Linked DNA regions of Homo sapiens: region 2 is linked to region 1. Evidence: read pairs that join two places in POLR2A ChIA-PET (ENCODE). Cell type or tissue: CD4-positive, alpha-beta T cell. All regions are shown on one strand. Links, peaks and the distances in the headings refer to the core of each region. The heading gives the core; the rest is flanking DNA.

What was found. Peaks named below come from ENCODE experiments on the same cell type or tissue, not always from the same donor. Only the 100,000 strongest peaks of a DNase experiment are listed, where the experiment ranks them.
Region 2: POLR2A ChIA-PET joins it to region 1 with 6 read pairs; 3 of 35 experiments call an interaction of 5 or more read pairs at or near these places.

The regions. Positions count from the first base shown.
Region 1 is chr15:64,713,216-64,721,319 of GRCh38, reverse strand. LOC124903507 (a long non-coding RNA gene) reads right to left here. Exons shown (of 3, transcript XR_007064679.1): 3 at 751-3,254. Among named protein-coding and RNA genes, the nearest start is that of OAZ2, 14 kb to the right of the region's middle. RefSeq lists an enhancer at 2,753-3,253. In CD4-positive, alpha-beta T cell, for the core only: no CTCF peak of the experiment used is centred there; no DNase peak of the experiment used is centred there; H3K27ac peaks cover 636 bases.
Region 2 is chr15:64,129,477-64,131,976 of GRCh38, reverse strand. SNX1 (sorting nexin 1) reads right to left here. Exons shown (of 15, transcript NM_003099.5): 9 at 1,948-2,061; 10 at 1,656-1,749; 11 at 85-290. Among named protein-coding and RNA genes, the nearest start is that of SNX22, 21 kb to the left of the region's middle. In CD4-positive, alpha-beta T cell, for the core only: no CTCF peak of the experiment used is centred there; no DNase peak of the experiment used is centred there.

The DNA.
Region 1 (8,104 bases), core at 3,292-5,791:
TGAAGGGGTACATAATTTTTAAAAATGTTTAGGGTATGCATGAGCTAAATTATTGAAAGACTACAGTCTTGAGAGATGAGCTAGAGGTTGCTTGACAAAGGAGGAGGAGAAAGACGTTCTTTGTAGGAGAAAGAGGGTTCTGTGAGTGGACTTGTTCATGGAAGGGAGTAATCTGAGATAAACTGGAAATGTATCCATCCTGGGCAACAGAGAGATACCCTATCTCTACAAAAAATACAAAAAGTAGCTGGGCATGGTGGCATGTACCTGTAGTCCCAGCTACTCAGGAGGCTAAGGCAGGGTGTATCACCTGAGCCCAGGAGGTGGAGGTTGCAGTGAGCTGAGATCACGCTATTGCACTCCAGCCTGGGCACTGGAGTGAGACCATGTCTTAAAAAAAAAAAAAAAAAAGGCCAGGCGTGGTGGCTCACGCCTGTAATCCCAGCACTTTGGGAGGCCGAGGCAGGTGGATCACGAGGTCAGGAGATCGAGACCATCCTGCCTAACACAGTGAAACCCTGTCTCTACTAAAAATACAAAAAAAAAAAAAAAAAAAAAAAATTAGCTGGGCGTGGTGGCAGGTGCCTGTAGTCCCAGCTACTCAGGAGGCTGAGGCAGGAGAATGGTGTGAACTCGGGAGGCGGAGCTTGCAGCCTGGGTGACAAGAGTGAGACTCCGTCTCAAAAAAAAAAAAAAAAAAAACCTGGAAATGTAAGTTGGGGTCAGACTCACAGGAACTAGGCTGAGGCATTTCTGTTTATTATTAATTTTAATTACGCAAGTTTTGCATGATTACAATCTCCTTGTAAAAAACTGAAGCTTTATGAATAGGCCTGGGACTGTCACTTCCATTTCTGGTCTCCAGAGGTGACCTTGGTTTTCAGTTGATGCAAGTTCATCTGGCACATGCTGCAGGTCTCTCTGTGACAGAATGTCCGAGCTAAGGAGTTTTAGCTTCTTCACAGGGTCATTGGCAACCAGGGGCTGGGGTGGAGCTGAGAATTTCTACAGGACTTATTACTCCTTTGTGTTTTGCAACTGGGGTTGCTCACTTAGATAATAAGAGTTGTGATTTGGGAGTGAGGGAAGGAGTTGGGGGTAATTTTGGCGCAAGGCCTGTGACACTGTATTGTCAGCAGCTGTCATTAAGCACTGTGCCACTGGAAGGTAGAAGGGAGGGTGCAGAAAAGCTGATGGGAGGACATGAAATCCCATCTTTATTTGCTTATAGATAGGCCTGGCTGGGGTAGAAATGTGCTCGCTACAAACAGTGGCCCTCTTAGTTTCTTTCGTGTCCCCACTTTTTTTTTTTTTTTTTTTTAGTAGAGATGGGGTTTCTCCATGTTGCCCAGTTTGGTCTTAAACTCCTGGGCTCAAGTGATCCACCTGCCTCGGCCTCCCGAAGTGCTGGGATTACAGGCGTGAGCCACCACACCTGGCCATATCCCCACTTTTGAATGAGACGAGGGTACAGAAAACAGTGTAATAACCATTCAAGTGTGATGAGCAACAGCAACTCATACTCGGCCTCACTGCTGGAGACAATACAGAGTGGTGTGGACAGTGGCAAAATGGACAGTCCAAGGTCTTTCTAAAGGGTGGTCATTATTCAGCCCCATCAGCTGTGGTCCTGGGGCCATATGCATCAATGTTAGCCATATCGTCTGATTTTTCAAGAGACTGTAGAAATTGGGATTTTTTTTTTTTTTTTTTTTTTGAGACGGAGTTTCGCTCTGTCGCCCAGGCTGGAGTGCAGTGGTGTGATCTCAGCTCACGGCAACCTCCGCCCCCCAGGTTCAAGCGATTCTCCTGCCTCAGCCCCCCAAGCAGCTGGGTAGCTGGGACTGCAGGCATGGACCACCACACCTGGCTAATTCTTGTATTTTTAGTAGAGACGGGGTTTTGTCATGTTGGCCAGGCTGGTCTTGAACTCCTGACCTCAGGTGATCCACCTGCCTCGGCCTCCCAAAGTACTGGGATTATAGGCCTGAGCCACCTCACCCAGCCTCGGCTCAAACATTTCTTAAATGCTGTGTTGGCCAAATAAGCCATGTGCCTGCGGGCTGCATTTGGCCTATGGGCTGTTAGTTTGTGTTCTCTGTTTCAGAGTTTCTTGTCTTTGTATATCATCCCCGGCATGCCACTGGCTCTACGATCTACGTGGCTGTGGAGGATCCTGGCCTTCTTAGGTAGATGCTGTGAGAATGGCTGACTTCACTCCCCATGTCTAGTTTGCACCCATATTCTGATATCCAGTTAGTAATAGAGCTCTGCCAAGAAGCTGAGGGCTTAGCAGAAGGTTCCAGAAGCATCCCAGGGAAGTCAGTCAATCTAGATTCATTAGACGCCAAGACCCCTCCAGGGATTTGGTCCTGAGGCCTTCAGAGTCTTTCTCTCAGGCGTCAGGGCGGGTTCTTGTGCCTCTCCCAGGACAGAGCCCAGTGGGAACACAGGTTGGTGACTGTTTCTCAAAGGGCTTTGTCCTGTGACTGAAGCCAAGCAAGGGAGTCAGACACATGAAAACACACACACACACACACACACACACACACACACACACACACACCATCCCCCATACTTCCCAGACCTTTTCCCACGCAGTCCCAGGGCGGCCAGAAGGGCAGCTGGTCGTGGGAATGAACCGCAGCCTCCTCCCCCACTGGCAGCTCCACCCCGCTCCATCTACTCCTGGCCGTGCTGTCCCACCCCCAACCCCCTTATTACTTCCAGAGAAGGAAGTAGCAGAACAATGTGGCACATCAGAGAATGGGCACAGAGCCCAGAGCCCCGTGCCCAGGATGGGTCCCCAGCAGGCCGTGGGCTCTGATCCCTGGCTGCCCCGCTCCTGCTCAGGCGGCTTCCCCAAGGTGGCTTCCTAGACCTTCTCTCCATCTCTGGAAGCTCGGCATGGCGGCCACTCTTCTGCCTTTCCGAGGTTGGCCTCTTCCCCGTTGTGCGGTAGCCAGCGTGTGACCTACTTCCTTCCGTCCTTCCTCACCCACACTCCCCACACTCCATTTGGATAGAGTTCCCAGTCTGAGGGGCTGAAGCCAGGCTTTGATGGGGATTTTGGCCAGCGGGAGCAGGTGGGAAGAAAGGGTGATATTTTCTGAAGTTTTTCTCCAGAGGTCAGGCAAGGCAAGTTGTGAGAACAGAGATGGGGTTGGCTCAAGGGCGCCAGGGCCCCGAGGTCTCATTCTTGCTTCTGGATGGGGCTGTCTCTGCCTTGGCAGACGAGTGGAAATGCTCACAGGCTAGAGGAACAGAAAAAAAAATCACTAGTCATGCCCAGCTTCCTGGAGCTGGGAAGTTGGTGGGAACCATTACTTTTGTTTTTCCTGTTGGTCTAAAATAATGTTTTGCCTGGGACCGGAACCCTACGCCCCAGGCAGGACTACCCCTCACTCACTTCCAGCTCTAGTGCTTTCAACTGCTTCACCTTCCGCCAGGCGCTTCCTGCCCTGTGAGCCAAGGGGCAGGGCTCCTCACAAGTCTTTTGCTGCCTCTAGAAGCCAGTTCCTCCCTCCGCCCCCAACCATGATCCTGACTCAAGGGTTGGTAGTGGGATCCAAGCTAGACCTTATGAGGTGGCTCAAGTGACCACTTGGAAAAGTCTTTATCGCGGAAAAGAACCCTAAGAGTCTACTCCCAACCTCAAATTTTAGCTGAGAAACAGAGGTACAAAGAGCACATGTGCCTTGCCAGGATCAGCAGCCAGGAAAAGGGGGAGAACCAGGACTCGCAGGTTTTCTGACTCTTTGGTGATGTCCTTAAGGAACACCGTGCAATGTTGAAAGGCAGCTTTGGGAGGGAGCAGAAGAAAAATGCCAGGCTCTTGACATCCTGATCTTGCTTGGGCCTCAGAGAACCTTTATTTTTAATTTCCTTTTTCAGGGCTTTGGGCTCTATTTTCACCTTGAAAAAGTGGCGTTGAATTGTCTTTGTTCTCAGCAGAGAGCTGACACCTGTTCTTCTCAGCGCCTCCTGCACTCGCGGGCTGAGCGGCCCACTTCTGCACTGATGCTGCTGTCTTCTCGTGCTTCTGCCTTGTTTCAGATATGTAAGTTACATCTCTCCAACTCTGCTGTAAGCTTTCATGCTTTAAATTTCTTCACTGAATTTTGCCATACACAAAAGTATTCACTGAGCACCTCATGTGGCCCAGGCTCTTCGCTTCTTACCCACCTGGAGCTTTCAGTCCAACACGAGTGTCACACAATGAACATGGAAGCAGCAGATGAATGCATTACAGATATGCCATGAGGGAATACACAGGGAACAGGGATGCTGCCAAGGGCTCTCTGAGGATGGGGAGCCAGCCCCGCCTCAGGAGGATCTGGGGAAGGGTGGTCCAGGTCAGGGAATAGTAAGAGGCTGGTCCTGTTTGAGGCCCTGAGAAGAAGCCAGGGTTGCTCCACCAAAGAGAGGAGCACAGGATGAGGCTGGAGGGGCAGGAGGGCTTAGATCCTCTAGGGCTTTTTTGTTTTGTTTTGTTTTTAGAGAGAGGGTCTCCCTCTGCTGCCCAGATGTCTCACTCTGCTACAGTACAGTGGTGCAGTCATACATAGCTCAGTTGCAGCCTCAAATTCCCGGGCTTATGTGATCCTCCCACCTCAGCCTCCTGGGAGTAGCTGGGACTACAGGAGTGTGCCACCATGCCTGGCTAATTATTAACTTTTTTTGTAGAGATAGGCTCTCCCTATGTTGCCCAGTCTGGTCTCAAACTCCTGGGCTCAAATGATCCTCCCACTTCAGCCTCCTGAATAGCTAGGACTACATGTATGCACCACAACACTTGGCCAGCTTTTTTTTTTTTTTTCCTGTCTTGAGACTGAGCCTCAGTCCGTTGCCCAGGCTGGAGTGCAGTGGCGCGATCGCAGCTCACTGCAACCTTCACCTCCTGGGTTCAAGAGAGTCTCCTGCCTCAGTCTCCCGAGTAGCTGGGACCACAGGTGTGCACCACCACGCCTGGCTAATGTTTGTATTTTTAGGAGAGGTGGAGGTCTCAAACTTCTGGCCTCAAGTGATCCGCCCACCTCAGCCTCCCAAAGTGCTGGGATTATAGGTGTGAGCCACTGCGGCTGGGCTAATTTTGTTTTTTGTAGAGACAAGTTCTCACTATGTTGCCCAGGCTAGTCTTGAACTCCTGGGCTCAAGTGATCCTCCTGCCTTGGCCTCCCAAAGTGTTAGGATTACAGAAGTAAGCTTCTGGGCTCAGCTCACATTTTTTAATACATTTTATTACATTTATATGTATGGTTTTTACCTACATGCCAACTTAGCACATCATATATATATATATATATATATACACACACACACACACACACACACACACACGTGTATATATATATATACGTGTATATATATACGTGTATATATATATACGTGTGTATATATATACGTGTATATATATACGTGTGTATATATATACGTGTACATATATACGTGTGTATATATATACGTGTGTATATATATACGTGTATATATATATATACGTGTGTATATATATACACATGTCTTGCTCTGTCACCGAGGCTGGAGTGCAGTGGTGTTGATCTCAGCTCACTGCAACCTCCATCTTCCAGGGTCAAGTGATTTTCCCACCTCAGCCTCTCAAGTAGCTGGGACTACAGGTACATGCCATCACGCCTGGCTAATTTTTGGTGGACTCAGGATTTCACCATGTTGGCCAGGCTAGTCTCAAACTCCTGGCCTCAAGTGATCCACCCGCCTTGGCCTCCCAAAGTGCTGAGATTACAGGCGTGAGCCACCACGTCCCGCCAATAAAATGTTTAGTTAAAAAAACTGGCTGGGCCCGGTGGCTCACACCTGTAATCCCAGCACTTTGGGAGGCTGAGGTGGGTGGATCACGAGGTCAAGAGATCGAAACCATCTTGGCTAACATGGTGAAATCCCGTCTCTACTAAAAATACAAAAAATTAGCCGGGCATGGTGGCGGGCACTTGTAGTCCCAGCTACTCAGGAGGCTGAGGCAGGAGAATGGCGTGAACCTGGGAGGCGGAGCTTGCAGTGAGCCGAGATCACGCCACTGCACTCCAGCCGGGACGACAGAGTGAGACTCCATCTCAAAAAAAAAAAAAAAAAACTACAGGCCGGGTGCAGTGGCTCACGCCTGTAATCCAAGCACTTTGGGATGCTGAGGCAGGTGGATCATGAGGTCAGAAGATTGAGACCATCCTGGCTAATACAAAAAAATACAATATATACAAAAAAATACAATATAATAAAAAAAATACAAAAAATTAGCTGAGCATGGTGGCAGGCACCTGTAGTCCCAGCTACTCGGGAGGCTGAGGCAGGAGAATGGCGTGAACCCAGGAGGTGGAACTTGCAGTGAGCCGAGATTGAGCCACTGTACTCCAGTCTGGGCGACAGAGACTCTGTCTCAAAAAAACAAAAACAAAAACAAAACCTATATAGACTGGTCATCATGGTGAAACCCCATCTCCACTAAAAATACAAAAATTGGCAGGGCGCAGTGGCTCATGCCTGTAATCCCAGCATTTTGGGAGGCCGAGGCGGGCAGATCACCTGAGATCCAGAGTTCGAGACCAGCCTGGCCAACGTAGTAAAACCCTGTCTCTACTAAAAATACAAAAATTAGCCAGGAGTGATGGTGCATGCCTGTAATCACAGCTACTCGGGAGGGTGAGGCAGGATAATTGCTTGAACCTGGGGGGTGGAGGTTGCAGTGAGCCGAGATCACGCCATTGCACTCTAGCCTGGGCAACAAGGGCAAAACTGTCTCAAAAAAAAAAAAAAAAAAAAAGTAGTTGGGTGTAGTGGCGTACACCTGTAATCCCAGCTACCCAGGAGGCTGAGGCACAAGAATTGCTTGAACTCGGGAGGCAGAGGTTGCAGTGAGCCAAGACGGTGCCACTGCACTCCAGCATGGGCAGCACAGCAAGACTCTATCTCAAAAAGAGAAAAAAAGGCTGGGCACGGTGGCTCACGCCTGTAATCCCAGCACTTTGGGAGGCCAAGGCAGGCGGATCACGAGGTCAGGAGATCGAGACCATCTCCACTAAAAATACAAAAAAATTAGCCGGGCATGGTGGCGGGCGCCTGTAGTCCCAGCTACTCGGGAGGCTGAGGCAGGAGAATGGCATGAACCCGGTAGGCGGAGCTTGCCGTGAGCCGAGATTGCACCACTGCACTCCAGCCTGGGTGACAGAGTGAGACTCCGTCTCAAAAAAAAAAAAACAAAAAAACGCTTTATTGAGGTAATTGTAGACTTACATGCAATAAGAAGTAATAGTGAGAGATCCCTTACACACTTTTCCCAGTTACCCCAGTGGTAGCATTCTACAAAACTATCGCACAGTATCATAACCAGGATATCGACATTGATAAAATCCACCAAACTTACTCAGATGTCCCCAGTTTTATTTGTACTAGTGTGTGAGTGTGTGTGTGTGTGTGTGTGTGTATGGGTGTGTAGTTCAATACAATTTCATCACACATGTAGGTTCGTATATCCTCCACTGCTGAACAGTTCCAATACCACAAAGATCCCTCAGGGTTGCCCTTTGATATCCACACGTGTTTCCCTCCTGACTCCTCCCAGGCCCCATTCCAAACTCCTGGCAACCTTCATTTTGAAAATTTTGTTATCTCTCTCTTTTTTTTTTGGGGGGATGGAATTTCGCTTTTGTTGTCCAGGCTGGAAGCAATGGAGCAATCTTGGCTCACTGCAACCTACGCCTTCCGGGTTCAAGAGATTCTCCTGCCTCAGCCTTCCGAGTAACTGAGATTATAGGTGCCCACCACCACAGTGACTGATTTTTTTAAATTTTTGGTAGAGATGGGGTTTTGCCATATTGACCAGGCTGGTCTCAAACTCCTGGCCTCAGGTGATCTGCCCATCTCGGCCTCCCACAGTGCTAGGATTATAGGCGTGAGCTACCATGCCCGGTCGAAAATTTTGTCATTTCAAAAACCGTTATATAAGGCCGGGTGCGGTGGCTCACACCTGTAATCCCAGCACTTTGGAAGCCCGAGGCAGGTGAATCATCTGAGGCCAGAAGTTCAAGACCAGCCTGGCCAACATGGTGAAACCCCGTCTCTCCTAAAAATAAAA
Region 2 (2,500 bases), core at 1-2,500, 590 kb after region 1:
GATGAAACTGTCTTGGGAAGGGGACCAGCAAAGGAAAAACAAATCAAATCAAGGGAAGGAGGAGAAAAGGAAACAGAAGCTTACGCGGACTATGGCCAGGAGGCGAATGTAGTCACTCAGGAGCTCAGCAAGGAGGAAGAAGTCATTGTTGGCCTGTTCCTGGTGGAGCTGCTCAATTTTTTCTTCCACCTCAGCCAGCTGGGAGAGTGCCCGTGACAATGCCGTGTTGTCCTCAGAGCTCCCAAGCATGGCTAGACTCTTTGCAAACTGGGCTGTGTTCAGCGCTAGCTCTGGAAGGAGGAAAAGACAGCAGAGGCCTCTCTGATCTCACAAGGAAAAGGGACAAATCAGCTGACACTGCATGGCATGTCTTAGCAATGCCGCCCACTGCATATCTGGGAACTGAGGGCTCTGCAACCCAGTCACTTACACCACAGTTAACTGTATTCAGAGAGTAAAGAGAATGTGGCCTGGTCACAGGAGCAGGAGGGAGAGGCACCAGCTGTCCTGAGTTTCACTGGGTTAGGCCTACCTGAAGGAAGCAGCTCCAATATCCCTGGAGAACCAAAGCCCAGTTGTTAAATAACAAACAGGCCAAAGAAACTATTCTTATATTTATGTTGAAGCTCATGAGTGGTAGCCTCTCTGTACAAGAGAGAAGAGTGAATACATGTGCACATCGTATAGTCTTGCACGTTCTAGAGTAGGGCAAACTTTGTGTAAAGGAGTGCAGTGGCGCCATCTCAGCTCACTGTAACCTCCGCCTCCCGGGTTCAAGCAATTCTCTGCCTCAGCCTCCCAAGCAGATGGGATTACAGATGCCCACCACCACACCTGGCTAATTTTTTCTATTTTTAGCAGAGACAGGGTTTCACCATCTTGGCCAGGCTGGCCTTGAACTCCTGACCTCGTGACCCACCTGCCTCGGCCTCCCAAATTGCTGGGATTACAGGCGTGAGCCACCGCGACCGGCTAATAATAAATTTTTTAGATTTTGAAGGCTACACATAGTCTGCTACAGATTCTTTTCTCCCCTCATTCATTCCTTTAAAAATGTAAAAACCTAAATTTGTAGCTCATGGCAATAGGAACCAGGGTCAGATTTGGCCCATGGGCCAGATTATACTTTGCCAACCCTTACTTACCCTGGCCTCATGCTATGGGTCTTCTGTCTGTTTCAATTTCTAATTATCAGCATGTTTAAGGCAAAGAGGGAAAAGATTCAAACTGGGAAAATTTCACAAGCTCTTAAGCAAATTTCACTAAAGAGAGATGCAGAAGGATTAGGAGACAGGTGGTTTCCTTGCATTTACGCATTGCTGGTTTGACCATGTAGCTCAAGCATGTATGACATCATTTTGGATGTAAGCCATCAAGTCAAAATCAACAGAAGCCCATATCCCAGGTCATGCTGTATCTGGGATGGCTTCCCTGCACCCCTCCCAGGTAGAAAGCACAATGCCCACAGTGGTTGAATCATGTTTTCTGCCAGGAGACACAGGGCATACCTTTTTTTTATCAGAACATCAAGGACCAGGTGGGCTGAGAATTTCAACTTGGATGGCTGAGAGGATTGGAACAGCATGCCCTCGCATCTCCAGTTCACTAGAGACAACAATTTCCCCTAGCTCCAAGTGCATTTCAGAGCTTGTTACCTTTCCTATGGTTGACTAGAGTTTCTACAACAGCATGCAGTTTCCGTAAGCGCTGCTCCTCACACTCTACCTCCTGGAGCTTCTCCTCAAACCACTGAAACACAAAAGCCCAGAACTTTAATGAGATTACTTTTATGGGTGCAGTACAGTCTTTCTTTAGCAGTTGTTTCTCAAAAAGGGACTGAAAAATCTTATAAAAAAGTTTCTAATCTCAGAAATTTCAGGACTCCTTAGGGGTTCTGACCCATAAGCCTGAGGTGTAGGTGGAGGTAAGAGGCACAGGGCTACTCACAATGTCTGATTCATTCATCTTGATGGTCATTTTGCTGACGGCATCTGTGGCTTTGTTGAACATCTTGAGGAGACCAGCACCACTCAATGTCTGGGTACCCACGGCACGTGGCAGCTACAAGACCAAGAAGGCAGGGATGGCAAGTTATCTGCTGCCCCTATTTTAGGTTCAGAAGAATTAGTATCCATCAGATGGCATGCCAAAACTTGCCAGACAAATTATTTGAACTGTAAATTGTTTTCAAAGGCAGTCTGAGGAATCCACAACTAACATGTCCATACAGAAAAATCAAAGAACCATGTTAAAAAGAATCAGCAACATTTTCAGCTTTTGATATTTTATACAGAAAAAAAGTAGACTGGGGTGTTACGTGGCCAGGTGACCTCAAATTGAGATTGTCTGCCTACCCAGGCATGAACTGCTTAAGTACCAAGCATACTCTTGTTAAAAGTCAAAAGTTCCCTTGGATTAGCACACTTTGTACAAAACCAGACTTAAAAGTCTTAAGACACTGAAATCGTGCTGTGTTCGAATTTTCTTCAGTGAACAAATA